Regions from separate parts of the Homo sapiens genome. Here region 1 is linked to region 2. A link is an interaction called in ENCODE POLR2A ChIA-PET data of the cell type or tissue named here. Cell type or tissue: endothelial cell of umbilical vein. All regions are shown on one strand. Each heading gives the region's core, and the rest is flanking DNA. Links, peaks and the distances in the headings are about the cores only. Region 1 overlaps MECOM (MDS1 and EVI1 complex locus). Region 2 overlaps MECOM (MDS1 and EVI1 complex locus).

What was found. ChIA-PET counts read pairs that join two places held together with the same protein. Peaks named below come from ENCODE experiments on the same cell type or tissue, not always from the same donor. Only the 100,000 strongest peaks of a DNase experiment are listed, where the experiment ranks them.
Region 1: POLR2A ChIA-PET joins it to region 2 with 9 read pairs; 2 of 35 experiments call an interaction of 5 or more read pairs at or near these places.

What each region holds. Positions count from the first base shown.
Region 1 is chr3:169,405,797-169,414,137 of GRCh38, reverse strand. All of the region lies in intron 1 of MECOM (MDS1 and EVI1 complex locus), which reads left to right. Among named protein-coding and RNA genes, the nearest start is that of MECOM-AS1, 38 kb to the left of the region's middle. In endothelial cell of umbilical vein, for the core only: no CTCF peak of the experiment used is centred there; a DNase peak (open chromatin) is centred at 3,517.
Region 2 is chr3:169,558,082-169,566,422 of GRCh38, reverse strand. All of the region lies in intron 1 of MECOM (MDS1 and EVI1 complex locus), which reads left to right. Among named protein-coding and RNA genes, the nearest start is that of MECOM, 100 kb to the left of the region's middle. RefSeq lists enhancers at 2,494-2,553, 2,614-2,663, 1,827-3,026. In endothelial cell of umbilical vein, for the core only: no CTCF peak of the experiment used is centred there; a DNase peak (open chromatin) is centred at 7,832; H3K27ac peaks cover 415 bases.

The DNA.
Region 1 (8,341 bases), core at 218-8,217, 150 kb after region 2:
CTGTCCTTTATGAGTTGTCTGTTGACCCCTGATGGGAGATATCTCCCTCTCAGGAGGCACGGGGGTCTGGGACCCACTTGAGGAGGCAGTCTGCCCCTTAGCAGATCTTGAGTGCTGTGCTGGGAGATCCACTGCTCTCTTCAGAGCAGGCAGGCAGGAACATTTAAGTCTGCTGAAGCTGCACTTACAGTCGCCCCTTCCCCCAGGTTCTCTGTTCCAGGAAGATGGAAGTTTTACCTATAAGCTCCTGACTGGGGCTGCTGCCTTTCTTTCAGAGATGGCTTGCCCAGAGAGGAGGAATCTAGAGAGGCAGTTTGACTACAGTGGCCTTGCTGCACTGAGGTGGGCTGTGCCCAATCGAAACCTCCTGGTGGCTTTGTTTACACTGTGAGGGAAAACCACCTACTCAAGCCTCAGTAATGGCAGACATCCCTCCCCCAACCAAGCTGGAGCATCCCAGGTCGTCTTTAGACTGCTGTGTTGGCAGTGAGAATTTCAAGCCAGTGGATCTTAGCTTGCTATGCTCCATGGAGTTGGGATCCACTGAGCAAGACCACCTGGCTCCCTGGCTTCAGCCCCCTTTGCAGGGTAGTGTTTGGTTCTGTCTCACTGGAGTTCCAGATGCCACTTGGGTACAAAAAAAAAAATAAAAAAAAAAACAAAAAAAAAACTCCTGCAGCTAGCAGCTAGCTTGGTGTCTGCCCAAATGGCCCCCCAGGTTTGTGCTTGATACCGAGGGCACTTGTGGTGTAGGTACCTGATGGAATCTCCTGGTCTGTGGGTTGCAAAGACTGTGGGAAAAGCATAGTGTCTTGGCCAGAAATCACAGTCCCTCATGGCACGGTCCCTCATGGCTTCCCTTGGCTAAGGGATGGAGTTCCCCAACCCCTTGCGCTTTGCAGGTGAGGCAATGCCTCACCCTGCTTCGGCTCGCCCTCTGTGGGCTGCAACCACTGTCTAACCAGTCCCAGTGAGATGAACTGGGTACCTCAGTTGGAAATGCAGAAATCACCTGCCTTCTGCATTGGTCTCACTGGGAGCTGCAGATCAGAGCTGTTTCTATTCGGCCATCTTGCCCAGGAATCCTCCTAACTATGTTTTTAAAAGGAAATCTGCTTTTATATATTTTCTAAAACAATTTGAATAAAGTGCAGGGGTTGTTAAAGTCACTGGTGTTATCTTGACCATGAATAAAACACAAAAGTAAGTGCTCAATGGTATACAGTATTTCAGGAGCTGAAATTCAACAGTCACTGAACTGAACAGTTTAAACTTTTGAAGAGAAAAGCTGTAACCCAAACTGAGAGATTGTTCCAATCATTTGAAAAGCCAGTGGTTGGTTTATAGTCAAATGAAAATTAGTGATGTTCTTATATGTTTCAGTTATATTATATTATTTAGATCATAATATTCCTAATGTTCTTCACACCTGACTCAAATTTTTCCTTTTTGCCTTTCTTCTGAAGTCAAACATTATTATAATTAATATTTTTAAAGGATTCATACTGGGAAGAGATGAGACATTTTGGCATTTACCTTAATTTTCTTTGGAAGATGCTTGTTTTCCTTGTCAGCTGTAGGGGGAAAATCCTTCTATGAAAATCAATAGATCGTAGCTTTCAGGAGCATTTGTCTGGTATGATTTTGATGGCATACGCAAGAATTGCCAAAGGAGTGTCACAGAAGCCAGATGAGAAACGCAGGGAACATCATCTTTCTTTTTATGGAAAACAGCATGGATTTTCAAGAGTAAGATCATTGTAATAAAAATAACCCAAATAAATTTAAAAAAAACTTTTAATTAATTTATTTTTATCTTTTTAATTTTTATTTATTCCTTTTTTTTTTTTTTGAGACAGAGTCTCACTCTGTTGCCCAGGCTAGAGTGCAGTGGCGCAATCTTGGCTCACTGCAACCTCCGCCTCCTGGGTTCAGGTGATTTTCCCGCCTCAGCCTCCCAAGTAGCTGGGATTACAGGTGCCTACCACCATGCCTGGCTAATTTTTGTGTCTGTAGTAGAGATGGGGTTTTGCCATGTTGGTCAGGCTGGTCTTGAACCCCTGATCTCAGGTGATCCACCTGCCTTGGCCTCCCAAAGTGCTGGGATTACAGTCATGAACCACCGTGCCCAGCCTTATTTTTATTTTTATATAAAGTCTTGCTCTTTCGCACAGGCTGGAGTGCAGTGGCTTGATCTTAGCTCACTGCAACTTCTGCCTCCCGGGTTCAAGCGATTCTCCTGCCTCGGCCTCCTGAGTAGCTGGGATCACAGGCATGCACTACCATGCCTGGCTACTTTTTGTATTTTTAGTAGAGACAATGTCTCGCCATGTCGGCCAGGCTGGTCTGGAACTCCTGGCCTCAAAAGATCTTCCCACCTTGGCCTCCCAAAGTGCCGGGATTACAGGCATGAGCCACTGCGCCCAGTCAGAAATTCTTTAACATAAATATTTATGTAAGGTGTGGATGGCACCTGGCCTTGCAACTTTTGGGCTCTTTGGTGCTTTTGCAGAAGTCATTGTTCTTATATTGGAAATGCCATCTGGAGTCACAATATGCAATTTGGATTAGTGGAGCCTCTCAGAGTGCGGACGTCAGGAAACCAAGCATACATCTCCTCTACAGCTTCTTCATACAGTCAGGAGGGAAATTCACAGTGCAGTGCCTATCCTTGGGTTTTAACCTGCAAGCTGAGTCCATGATATACTGATGTTCTTTACAGAAGGATTTTTCTATAGCATGAAATATCTAACAGAGAGAGTTTCAAGAAAGTACTTTTATAAACATTCCTGCTTGTGGTTAGTTTGGGATTTGGATTCTTTAGAGAGCAATATCTTTCCTTTCGGTTTTATGACCTTCTTTTTCTTAATGCTTAGAAAGCAAAGAGTTTTGCCAAACATTTTTTTTTCTGGCAATAGTGTCATTTGGAAAATGAAAATTGAAAGGCTCAGTTTCTCTTACTAAAGTCTTCAGATATTTATATGTAGTTTAATAGTTTCATCCTAAGAAAGTAAAGGACCTTTCCACATTTGTTAGCATATGGAATGGTGATACATATATACAGACACACACACAAACCTATGTATATGCATATATTCATATGGAGATAGACAAGATTACTAAATTCAGTAGTGGAAAATGGGCAGGAGCTATGCTTACAATTCATTTCTATCCCTGATTCTATCTAAATAGAAGACTAAGCATTTCATGTTTTTGTGGACTATGGGTAAGTCCTTTTAATTTTTGCTAACCGTTGGACAACTCTGCAGATAATAAAATAATGACAATGTTTTGCATTGTCAATTATTTTGTCCTGAAATAACTAGTCTTTGAGTTCATTGAAAACATTTAGAGAAATCTAAATAATCCAAGCAGAATGAAAGGAAAAGGGCGGCTGTGTTTTGATAGGCGTCAATGGGCACGACTGGTTGAGTCTAGTTTGTGATGAGATATTTATTCCCTCCTAGGCACAGTTCCACAACTCACTTAACTTTGTAAATGTGGAGGAGAAATGTCAAATGATGTTTCCTATTTGTCTAGCGCTTTTCTTCTCTGATAACAAGTATTACTCATGCTGGATTTCACAAAAAACCATGGAATCTCAGTCTCCAGGGGGAAAAGTTGAGATATTGTCATAGGCCTCTCTTATTGTCCTTCCTTATAAGAAGGCATCAGGGTACAAAGGACACAATAAGTGAAGACAGGTCTTGTAAGCTGCCAAAGGCCATGTCAATGAGGTTCCAAAAGAAAAGTCGGTCTTTATTCTATCACATTGTCACATCCAAGAAGGGATAGCTGATGGACAGAACGTTTGATATTTTAAAAACTACTGAACAAAAAGCCCAGTCTTTTCTCCACAAAGTTCTCCAAAAGTATTAGGAAGCAAATGAATGCAAATATAATTCAAGTTAAGGTACAATTTTAGCATAGTTGCTTTGTCACAACTGTTTTTCTGATGGCCATTCTCTGGGTAATTTTTGTGCTAAGCCATTTTTGATTTCGCCTGATATGTTGATGGCAGAGTGGTGTGTCTTTATGTGCATGGAAAATAAACGTGAAAAATGACTTATTGTTGCTGTCTGAAAGCTCCTCAGTTTCTGAATTATAAGGCAAATTAGGCCTCAGATTTCATTTTTGTAGCCATAGTATTGGTGAATGATAAATACTAGAATATCTGAATTTGTCTATATCCACACTTGTCAGAAAAGAGAAACAAGTTTAAGCAGTTGTTTAGGAAAGCCCACAATATTGCGTTTTCTCTGACTTTAGGTTACTATCCTCTCAGTAGTGTTAAAATTATAATGATCAGCCTAGCTTCAATGGATGCATGCTCTTCTGTCTCATGAATCCAAAGAAAAATTGTTAGCTAATTCAAATAGTATTTGCCATGGTCAGTGAAGAAAATTGCCCTTTGAAGTGCTGCTAAAGTCATGGGAGTACAGTTATGAGGGTTTCAAAATGTATAGCTGGAAAGTCATTCTTGCAAAGCGTCTATTTGAAAAACAAATGTATTTAAAATAAGTGAAAAATAAAGTACTGCATCACACAAAACTACTCTGTTTAAAGCAGGCAGAATCTTGAAATATAGATGGCATGAGTGTAAAATGTTACAAAATGTACTCACCTGTGGTTTGGGGCTAGATAGGTTGAGGATAATATTTTAAAACAAATTGCTATCAAAAACCATTCAAACCACGCCATGAAAATGCTGCAGAGTTGCTAAGTGATTTTAAGCAGAGAACACTAGTAACTCTCCTTTGGGAAAATGGAAAACACAAGCAAAATAAGACAAAGTAATCATTTTCAAATTCCTGAAGGGATGTAGATTTAGGAATTGAAGCAATTTCTATTCGATTTTATCAAGTTAGAGCATAAGATAAGATAAACTAGCAACAGATAATTTGCAATGAGTGATCTAAAGCTGAAAGGAACTGTGAGAGTCGCTCTTCTCAGCTCGGGCCTTAGGTTGGTGAGATATTATTTGCTCAACTTTATAAATGAGTTGACTGTGACCCAGAGAGGTTAGGTGACTCTCTCACTGTTGCAGAGCTATGGTAAATAGGGCATTCTAACCTAGGCCAATTTCCCCCCTTCTTAAGCATGTCTGAAACTACATTACTCTGTTGTGGTCTGTGAGTTTATTATTTAATATATGTGGCATCTCCACATTTCTTAAGCACTCACAGGGTTGGAAACACCATGCTAGCTGTGAGGAGACTGGGATTGCCAATATCAAATCTGTGTTGAATAAGACACTTTACCTATTCTGTTTTTTTTTTAATTGTCACAAATCTCCTTTTAAAAAGTGTTATTCTTCTGTTTTTAACAGATGAATATAAAACTGAGGCCCAGCCTGCTTACGTTACTTGCTTGAGGTCAGTGGTTAGCATACAGCCAACCAGGATTAAAAGCTAGCTCTGTTTATGTCCGTAGTGCCTGCTCTTTTTACTATTTCTGTAGTCTTCATGGGAAAGGAGAATAAATAATAGTACTGTGGTTGATAATTTCAAAGTTTTTAGTATCTGACAGGAGAAAGTTCTTTAAAGAACACATCTAAAAAAATCAAGACATCAAGACCGTGTTTTGGGAATCCTAATCACTTCTTAGTGAGAACTCTTCATTCTTGCTCTGTTGTTTTACTTACCAGAAGTTTTCCTTTACTGCATATTAATTCCTGGTCCCTGTGGTATGAGAAATTGAAGGAGCAGGAAGGCCTGTCTGGCTCAGTGGGACTGGGTTGCTATTTAGTCTGGCTGTTTCCTACCTCGCATGTCGATTGATTATCCTGCCTATCATGTGTTGACATATTTTGCTTGCTGTACTGATTATACATTGGGAGTGCTAATTCTTTTATTGGGTTAGAGTTCAAAGGTGCTCATCTGTCAGCAAAAAGTGTCTCATTTCATGGCATGCTTGGCCTCCTCTTATATCTGTCATTTTTATACTGTTCTCGGAAGTTTTCCTCTTATTTCTGGTCCTCGTTCAATAGCAAAGATCTTGAAGGATTTTCCTTTGTAGTGGGCTATTTTGTACAGTTTTTGGAGACAGATTCTGTTCTTTGAAGATATGCAGAATATTGGCATTTCACAGACTATGACTGCAGCAATGGAAATCACACTATATCCTGCTCTTTGTTAACACTGTTGGTGCAGATCTCTAAATCTTGGAATTTTCCCAAACATGATCAATTTCTGAGGCCAATAAGTAGATGGATCCAAACTTGGATTTTGCATGTCAATGTCACAGTATTCTGGATAACCATCAAGAAGTGGAATTCCTTGGAGAAGAGTCTGATGACTGGTGATTTGATTACATATAACAATATAAAGACTCTCCTAATGCCTGAATTCCTTGTCAGTGCATCTGTGGAATATAGATAGGTAAATGTTTCCATATGGATAGATAGACAGGTATTTCTTTCCTCTCCTAATTTTGGATTAAAATCCTAAGTAGAAATATCCTCAGAAGTTATTATTTTGGATTATGTGTGAGGAAGTATTTTACAATTAGTTTGAGGTGTTTAAGATATAAGTAGCAAGCCCTTCTTGAGAAGACTGCCAACATGTCAAGAGTACATTTTGTTGTAGTTTTATTTCGATTTTTACTTTCCTTACAGGTCCCACTTAGAAGTTGATTGAAATAATAACAAATGTTCTATTACAGTAATAATAAATTACAAAAAATGTTTTTGTGAACTGGTAAGATAATCAATGATGACTGGCTTTTCTCTAAATTTTCATGAAGCTTTAACAAGTTAGCCTTTAATGTTGATATAATATGTGTGTAAATCTTAAGTTAGAGAATTACCTGGAGTTGGTTGAACCAACCTTATAGAGAGGAGCAAAGTGAAGCCAAGAAGTGAGTAGCCTTCTTTTGGAAAGGAAAGAAACATATTAGTTATTGTCAAATTTTAATGAGTTTATTTGTCATTTGATAGTTTGGGTACTGTAAATGGTGGGAGCGATGGAACTATTAGAATAACCTTGAAATAGGACAGGCACAGTGGCTCACACCTGTAATCCCAGCACTTTGGGAGGCCGAGGTGGGTGGAGCATGAGGTCAGGAGTTCAAGACCAGCTTGGCCAAGATGGTGAAACCCTGTCTCCACTAAAAATACATGAGAAAAAATTAGCTGGGCGTGGTGGCAGGTGCCTGTAATCCCAGCTACTTGGGAGACTGAGGCAGAGAATTTCTTGAATCCGGGAGAGGTGGAGGCTGCAGTGAACCGAGATTGCATCACTGCACTCCAGCTTGGGTGACAGAGTGAGACTCCATTAAAAAAAAAAAACAAAAAAAAACAGTAACCAAATAACCTTGAAATAGAATAATATGAGAATATTATGATATTATGCTTGGGCTCAAGAAGACTGGTTTTAATGAAGTGAGACACATAAACTCTCTGAGCCTTAGTTTTTAAAATCTGTCAAATGGGACTGTTACCTATTTATGCAGTAGGTTTTACGGTGACATTAAATAAGATAATGATGTAAAATGCGTAAGAGAGTGTCAGTCTGGCACATAGTAAGTTTTCAGTACAATTCAAAACTTTATTGCTTTCCATGTTCTAATTCCTATCCAAGCCAGCTTCATAACACAAACTAAAAATGATATCTTCATCAGCCTTCAATCGCTTTTCTTGAGTTTATATGCAGACAGGACTTTGCTGATTATGGTACAAAGCAGCTATACTTGTGGCTCTTTCAAGGAATTTACTTCCACAATCACATAGAGATTGATGGACTCATAGAATATAAGCTGGAAAGGACCCTGGGGGCTCTCTGCATTCAGTAATTTTACAGATGAGGAAATAGATTCCCAGAGAGATGAAAAGACTTGTTCAGAATTTCCCAGTTAATTAGTGACAGTGCCAGGAACAGGATCTGGTTTTCCAAAAGCGTAATCTATTGTTCTTATTTATCTACCCTTCTGGTTTAGGAAACAAAGATTATGGTTGAATATCCTGAGTTGTTGGTCAGGATGAACTATTTCAAAATGTTATGGTTTTTAAAGCTACATGGCTAATTGGGGAAAAAATCAAAGTGTATGTATGAGATATCATTAATGGCTAAACAAAATTATAGTGTAGAAGTATGGGTGGTGTTACCTAACCATGGCTAGGAAAGTCTTCCCAAGCTAACCCATAATCTTCAACATTCTCCACACTCCTCTTCCAATTATTTGATGAAGTCTGTTGGCATTTTCTCATTCTTATGCAAAGTGCTCTGTAAACCCAGCTTCAACCCCTTCTCCTTACCCTTGTTCAATTAAATTCATTTCCATATGCTACTCTGATGTAGAAATTTGGGGGCCACTCCTGAGAAGTACAACCACCCTTTTTCTC
Region 2 (8,341 bases), core at 331-8,330:
AGGGCACTTGAAAGAGTGCTTCCTTAAGCTCTCAGCAGGAGTGGGGTGTCATTTTCAAGACCCTGTGGTTGAGGCTGTTTGGTGCTCAGGCTCTGCCACAAGGTGCATGCCCAGGTACCTCTTTCCACAGTCTTCATGTATTAGTCTCTTAAAACTCTTCCCCAGGTGATATGGTTTGGCTCTGTGTCCCCACTTAAATCTCAACTCAAATTGTAATCCCTACTTGTCGAGGGAGGAGCCTGGTGGGAGGTGGTTGGCTCATGGGGGTGGTTTCCTCCATGCTGTTCTTGTGATAGTGAGTGAGTTCTCACAAGATCTGATGGTTTACAAGTATTTGGCAGTTCCTCTCATTGCTCTTTCTCTCTCCTGCCTCCATGTGAAGAAGGTCCTTGTTTCCCCTTCGCCTTCCACCACAATTGTAAGTTTCCTGAGGCCTCCCCAGCCACACAGAACTGTGAGTTGATTAAACCTTTTTTCTTTATAAATTACCCAGTCTCACATAGTTCTTTAAAGGAGTGTGAAAACTAACTGATCCACCAGGTTACCAGTGGTGTGCATGCTAGGGGCTGCCAAACCTCCCTGACTCCCTCATATGCCCCTGTTGGAGAACACAAACTACTAACAGATATTTCTAATAACTACTTGAGGTGTACACTCTAGGCAGATTCAAACTCTCTCACTAAAACCCATCTATGAAAGCAACACAAGCCTGACCACCCAGATTTTTCTGGAGCTCCATTCCCAGAGATTTCCTGCAAAGTCCTGGGACTTTGAAACAACATTGTCAGTGGGAAGCTGGGAAGTCTCAGGGCCTGGGTAATCCCAAATAGCTAAAGGATGGAAGCCATGGCTGGGCAGTATTTTTATGGTTACCAGCTCCCTTGAAAAGTGAGGTGAAGGATAAGCAGCCTTAGGTCCAGCCAAGGCTGGCAGCAACCTTGAGAGAGCAAACCCAGACAGATGTCCAGAGCTGGACAGAGATAATGGTGAGAAGACAGTGAGTGAGGAGGGGGCAGTGGATCCGAGGAAAGCCCGGGTGAAGTTACTTGGTTCACCCTAGACTGCGTGGACTACCCCTCCTTGTTATCCCTCACATTGCATTTGGGCTTTCTGACACCATTCTCCAGGATGCTCCAAAGTAGATAGGCCTTACAGTCATATTCAATTCAACAAACATTTATCAAATGCCTCCCCTGCCCCTGGTGCTTGCTAGGCACAGGGTTCGGAATTGGAAGGTAGTTCTCCCCTCGTGGAGTTCAGACCCTGGACACCCCTCCCCACTGTGTAACCTTGGGCAGCACACTCAGCCACACTGAGCTTTCCTTTCTTCTTTTGTCCACTGGGGGCAATTGTGTGTACCTCAGGGGTGGCTGTAAGGATTGTATGAGATGAAACACTTAAAATGAGAGGCGCATAAAAGATGCTCAATACATGGTGCCTTTGCTGCACCTGTTCTCCTGTACCATCCTTCTTCAAAGTTCTCTTTAATATGAATTTCTAGCAGAGTTCACCTGGCTAAACAGAAGGATCTTCATGTATAAATTTCTCCTGGGATTGGGGAAGGCTCTGTGAGTATGTGTGTCCAGGTTTAGTTTGCAGCATTTGTTTGGACACCTGAAGCGCTATGGTTTTTAAGTGAGATGAAATCATGTAGTGAAGAGAGTTCTTTAAATTGAACCTCATTACATGAAACCTTTTAGTGTTCAGAGGAAAAAAATGGAGATTTTGGTAATTAAATTTGATATTTCAAACAGGAAACTTGTTTCATTGGACTTGCATGGGCAATACCATTTTTTATATAAGTAGCTCTTGCTAAAGTATTTTTTGGGGGGGCACTTGAATTATAGTAAACTCTATTTGACTAACCTAAGACCTGCTGTGGAAACCTGGATTTAAATATATGATAAAATTTGGAAATATTTTATCACATCTATAGCTTATTTGATTTGGAAATATATTTATTTCATATATAGATTATTTGTATTTTACATCCCAATAAGCATATGTGCATTGTTTTTCTTTAACAGGGCTTTTACTACTTTTTTCCTATATTCTGATTCTTTATTATGTTAATTTGAAGCAGGCATAGACTAGGAGAATTAAGCTTAAGACTTTTCTTTTTATAATGTTTAACTCTCAGATGGTGAGTCTTGGCTGGTTCATATATGTGACATTTAGTCTTTTGAATACAAGTAGATGTCTTGTATGTTTGAGTCGTCTTAGTGATTGAAATAAGTTTTTTCTTTTTAAAAAAATATTAATTACCCCATGGTCAAGATTATTGCAATTTACTCTACACCTTTTCTTCAATTTTTTTCTAATGCTGTTAGTTATTCCCTTTATTGAAAAGATCTGTCTTTCTTATAAAATAATCATCTTTGATAAGACACACTTTGGTAACCACTATATATTATGGTAGCCATTTTTAAGCAAACAATTGATTTTAGATGGGGCTCTTGGTCAGTGTACTGTTTTTCTGGGCCATTCCAAATAGAGGGAGGAGACTGAGAGAGGAAGAACCATTCTGAAGGCCCGGAAGAGCACCTACACTTGACATTTCTGAGAATGACTGTGATAACTGTGAGTAATTCTGGTGAATCTTATGACAGGAGGACAGTTTTGAGAACTGACTCAGCTTCATTTTCTTTCATTTTGTTCTAAAAACACCTGAAGCTCTTTGTAGAGGAATGTGTGAATCGCTATGCCTGATGTCCGCGTAGTGTCCTGTCCAGCACCCTTCACACCGGAACTATTATAATCAAGTTCCTCGAATGAAGCATGACTTGCAAGTTGAATTCCAAAAAGCTTCCGGGATATTCAGGAAGGAGGAGGGTCAATCTTTCAGTAGATTTGCTCCACTTTCCAAATTTACCTCCAGATGCAGACTAGATGGCCAAAAGGTCAAACAACACACATTTCAGGCTGGTTGGGCTTGACTGTTTTGGGATATTTGTTCACAAAAGATGTTTTCAAGGGAATAGTAGATCAAAACATGGGATATGTCAATATCAAAGTTTTCTATTATGTGGATTTAAGTTTCAATGAATAAACCTGCTGCTTTAGTTTTTGGAGATGGCGCAGGCCAGTTACAGTTGTACATGGTGGTAGTGTTGGCCTGAGAAGGTGGAGTTGGTTTTATGAACCTGCTCACCCCCATGCCTGTTCTCCAGGGCAGAGCAGTCTGCTGGTGATGTCTCTTTGCATGCCAATTACCATAGGATTCTGACTTGTCTGCCAGGGTGCACCCTCTGCTGGAACAAAAGAATAATCATTGCCTCCAAGAACAGACTTAGAATGTGACCCCTTTCAAAGCAATCATCTCTTCTTCCTTATCAGCATTTTTTTTTTTTTTTTTTTTGAGATGGAGCTTTTTTCTTGTCACCCAGGCTGGAGTGCAATGGCATGGTCTTGGCTCAGTGCAACCTCCACCTCCTGGGTTCAAGCAATTCTCCTGCCTCAGCCTCCCAAGTAGCTGGGATTATAGGTGCCTGCCACCACGCCTGGCTAATTTTTTTGTATTTTTAGTAGAGATGGGGTTTCACTATGTTGGCCAGGCTGGTCTTGAACTCTTGACCTCAGGTGATCTACCCGCCTTGGCCTCCCAAAGTGCTGGGATTACAGGCATGAGCCACTGCACCCAGCCCCCTACCAGCATTTCTATGTGATAAGCAGCCCCCCAGACTGTTGAAGATGGCTTTTCACAGACATGAAATTCACTAGTCCTTCCAAGCATGGCTCCTTTCTGGAGAGTTTGGGGTTTTGGGAAGCCTTGAGAGTCTCCAGGGTTTTGTGGGTTGGATAACTCAATATCTTCCAGGAGGCGGAAAGGTTAAGACACCAAATTCATGTTGCTACACAATTAAACATCAATACACGTAGCTGAAGCACTTTAAACTGCGGCGTCGGAGTTTTTTGAGGGTGAGCCCCTCCACCATAATACGCTGCAATCTTTTTTGGGTTGTCTCCCTGCCCCACTTCCCCAGCCAAATATGAAGGCAGAAACAACATTTCTAACATGCCACACCTCACAGCAAGTAGAAGCAGGACCGGAGAGACTGCAAACGACTTTACTTACCTAGATCATCCTCTATGAATCTATCTCAGTTCTAACCACTGTTTATTTCATTGAGAGCACTCTGTTTATTTTGTTTAGAGATAAGATTCTGGACCCTTGCAAGAGAATTTTATTGTTTCCAATAAAGAATGTTTTAGGTGCTCATTGTTTCTTTTTCTATCTTTTTTTTTTCTTTCTTTCTTTCCTTTTTTTTTTTTTTTTTTTTTTTGAGTATTGCTCTGTCACCCAGGCTGGAGTGCAGTGGAGCAATCTCGGCTCACTGCAACCTCCACCTCCCAGGTTCAAGCGATTCTCCTGCCTCAGCCTCCCAAGTAGCTGGGACTATAGGCACACACCACCATGCCGGGCTAATTTTTGTATTTTTAGTAGAGATGGGATTTCACCATGTTGGCCAGACTGGTCTTGAACTCCTGGTCTCAAGTGATCTGCCCTCTTAGGCCTCCCAAAGTGCTAGGATTACAGGTGTGAGCACACATGCCCAGCCTAGGTGCTCATTGTTTCTTTACAATGTTTTATGTTAAATATTAAGAAAAAAAGACTAAATAATGGACACCTATGTATCTGCAAATACGCATTCAGTTGTCTTTAATAATCCTTTGCTAATCTTGCTTCAGATGGATTAAGTGTGCGTGCCTGTGTGTGGTGTGTGTTTTACATTACAGATTAGAACTTAGGTCCTCTGGATTCACAACCCCGAATCCCATTTGTTTTTCTTCCTTTCCAAAGTTGTCATTATCGTGAATTTGGTGTTTAGCTATCCCATGCATATTTTTACACTACTGCTATAACATATGTAGTTATAAAATAGCATTGTTTTGTATGCTTTAAAACTTTATTTAAATGGGACCAACTGTTTATATTATCCTGATCTTCTTTCCCTTATCAACAGTATGCTTTTGTGATTTATCTGTGATGTTCCATATAGGTCAAATTCTTTCATTTTTATTGCTTTATAATATTTCATCATATGAAAATATCATGATTTATTTATCTATTTCCCTATTGCTAGAAATGCATGTCATTTTAAACTTTTTACTATTATCAATAATGTCACAATGAACATTGTTGTGACTCTTATGTGCTTTATTAGATGTTACCAGGTTAGTCTCCAAAGTGATTGTACAAATTTTTACTCTTACTTACTGTGTATGAAAGCTCCAATATTCATATACCCTTACATCGAAAATTATAAAACTTTTAAATTTTTGTTAATATTATGACATGGAATTATATTTTATTATTTTAATTTAATTAAAATTTTTCTGATTACTAGAGAAGATTGAACCTCTTTTCATTTTATTACCATTTGGATTTCCTTTTCTGAATTGTTTGTTCATATTTCCCTAGTTTTGATTAGAGATATTTATATTTTTCTTATTGATTTGTAGAAATTCCTTATAAATCATCAGATGCCGTTTGTAGAAACCTCTTTTTAGTTATAAAAATACCCACCTCAGAGAAAATTAGAAAATATAGAAAAAAAAGTCACCCAAAATTCTACTATCTTTAACCAAAACATTGATTCATTTAGGCCCATTTGCTGCTAGTCTGTTTTTTTCCTATGATATTATTGTCATTGTAAGTATAATGCACACATGGTCTATATCCTGCTTTTATCAATTAATATATCTAAATTTATTTTTTGATGCTTCTGTATGGCTTTTGTAGCCATCATTTTAAACAGAAGTATGCTATATCATTGAGTATTTCTGTCATTTATTGTTAAACATTCAAGTTGCTTTTAAATTTTCAATTTGTAAGTAACATTATGAAGAAATACTTTCTGTCTAAAATGTTTTGATAATTTTATATTATTTTCTTAGATTAAGTTCACAGAAGTCAGGTTATGGGCCAAAGGGGATATAAATTTTTTATAAAGTAAAATGCATTGTTAAATATTAAAAGTAAAAATATTACTTAATCAATGCTGGCAATCTAAGAAAGCAGGGTTCAAGAAGACTCAAGGGAGTCCAGCATAAGTCTAAGTATCTAAGTCACCTTTGGCAGAGGGAAAACAAAAATACTTTGGTTTCTCTAGTCACCTTTCTGACCCAAAGCACCATTCATTACAGGCATTTTCTTTCTTGCATTTGCAACTTTTTGGCTTTAAAAGAAAAAGATAATTTTCCAGAGCTAAAGCATAACACTTACAAGCTTAATAATTATAAATAAAATTTTACTGATTCTTAAACACTTATAAGGGAATGTGGTTCATTAATTTCGGGACATGAAATTGGTTATACAAGTAAAGGTAGAAATGCTGCCCTGAGCATTGGGTGACTGTCTTATAGAACATGGGCATCTCAGCACTGCTTGGTAGGGCTTTTATGTTTATATGATTTACTTTTTGGCATTAGTGGTATAATAAAAGTTTCAGATTATCCTGTATGAAAAAAACATTTATTTGAAAATATGTAATACATCTAGTCCTGAATGTATGACCTATATTCGAAAAGTTCCTTTACAAGTCAGTTAATTAGAACTCAGAAAGCATTTTCCCTTGGAAGTAATATTGTAAGTGGTGGTGTGGTTTCCAGACTGGCACATAAAAACCCATTTAATCTGTCGTATATCTGTAGTATCGCCCTGGTTTCAAATCTAGTTTAGCCACAGTCCATTTGGGTGATCTTAGGCACTTACGTTACTTAAATTCCTAGTCTATAAAATGAGGAGAAGGTGTTTGTGAGGACTATTTTAGATAATGTGTATGAAATGCTTTATGAAGTATAAAATGCTGCATAAAAGTGGCAGATATATTGTTTTCACCCACCAAACAAATAACTGTTAAAGGGCAGAACATGGTATATCACTGGAGCTTCAAAATGGAAAGTGTACACCCCAGGAGGTGTGCAGGTGTGGAGTTTACAGACGTATAGTAGAATGCCTATGTATATTATTTCTTTCTTATCCTAGTATTATTTTTTGTGAGTTTGCATCACAGCAGAATACCTATATAATTTGTAAATACATACACACACACATACATGATGAATATGCTCATGATAATTTTTAATGTATTGTTTGACCAAGACAGTTTGGAGCCCACTAGTTCATTTATATCTTCACCCAGTCAAGAATATAGAGCCCGGCTATGAAAAGTGATATAAATTAAATAGATAAACCAAGTTTATATGATCTTCATTTATAACATTATTTCTATGCAAAGTGTACCTCATGTAACTCTAGCTTTGACAATACAATGTCTTTTGGCATCCAAACTTCGCCCCTGCTAGTGGGTTGTTGGCAGTCCTAGCTTAGGAGATTCTGGGTATGCATACTTGTGTGTGTGTGTGTGTGTGTGCGCGTGTGTGTGTATAGTGTGTGTGTGTGTAGATGCTTTGAGAAGACAGAGGATTGTAGAATATCAGTAACTTTATACATTAGCATGAAAAATGATGAGAAGATAGTTCTCTCTGACTGGGTCTATCATCATTCATTATTGTTTTTTTCTAGATGTCTGGGGTTGAGAGGGAATCTAGATGCTTTTTTCCCAAAGGTTTAAGCATTGGTAAGTTGAATACTTCTGACCGATGATTCCTGGAATCTTAAGGATGAGAGTAGGAGGATAAAGAGAATTGTAGCAGCTGTTTCTTTGTAGTTACTGATTTTAGACTCCTGAATCAGGAAAAGTATACAATTGAAAAAATTATTAAAGCAGTGTATTGAAAACTGTCAAAAGGCCTCATTGTTATTTCATGTAAGTCAGTTTTCTGGGCTGAGGCCCAGATGGCTAAGTGGGTGCTGAGATACTCGCTGGATAAACAATGATATACAATTAATGCAACAAAGGAGATTTGTGCCAATTATTTCCAGAACCAAAGGCCAGTGAAATACTTTAATTTTATCACACACATCTATTTTGGCAGTGAGCACTTAGAGTTTTATAGGAAAAGGTAAGCCATGCCTTGGGGTCCGAAAGAGAATGGGCGTCTACTGGTGAGGGTTCCATGATATGGAAAACACTAGAAAAACAGCAGGATGGAGGTGAATTATAATAGATTTGACATAAGTGAGCAAGACTAAATACGTTTTGAAAGCAGTGGGCCATTCAGTTATTTCTTTTATTTTTCATATTTTTCTCGACTCTGCAAAATAATAAGAAACAAAAGAAAAATCTGCTGAATGCCTAGTCATAGTTTATTGGAGCAGGAAAATAAGCCATTCCAAACCATTCTCTGATTTGCTGTGAGTGGCAGAATCATTCACCGTGGTGAATCATAGCAGGGAGAACCATTTGGAATGATTATTTTCTGATGTTAAATTGCA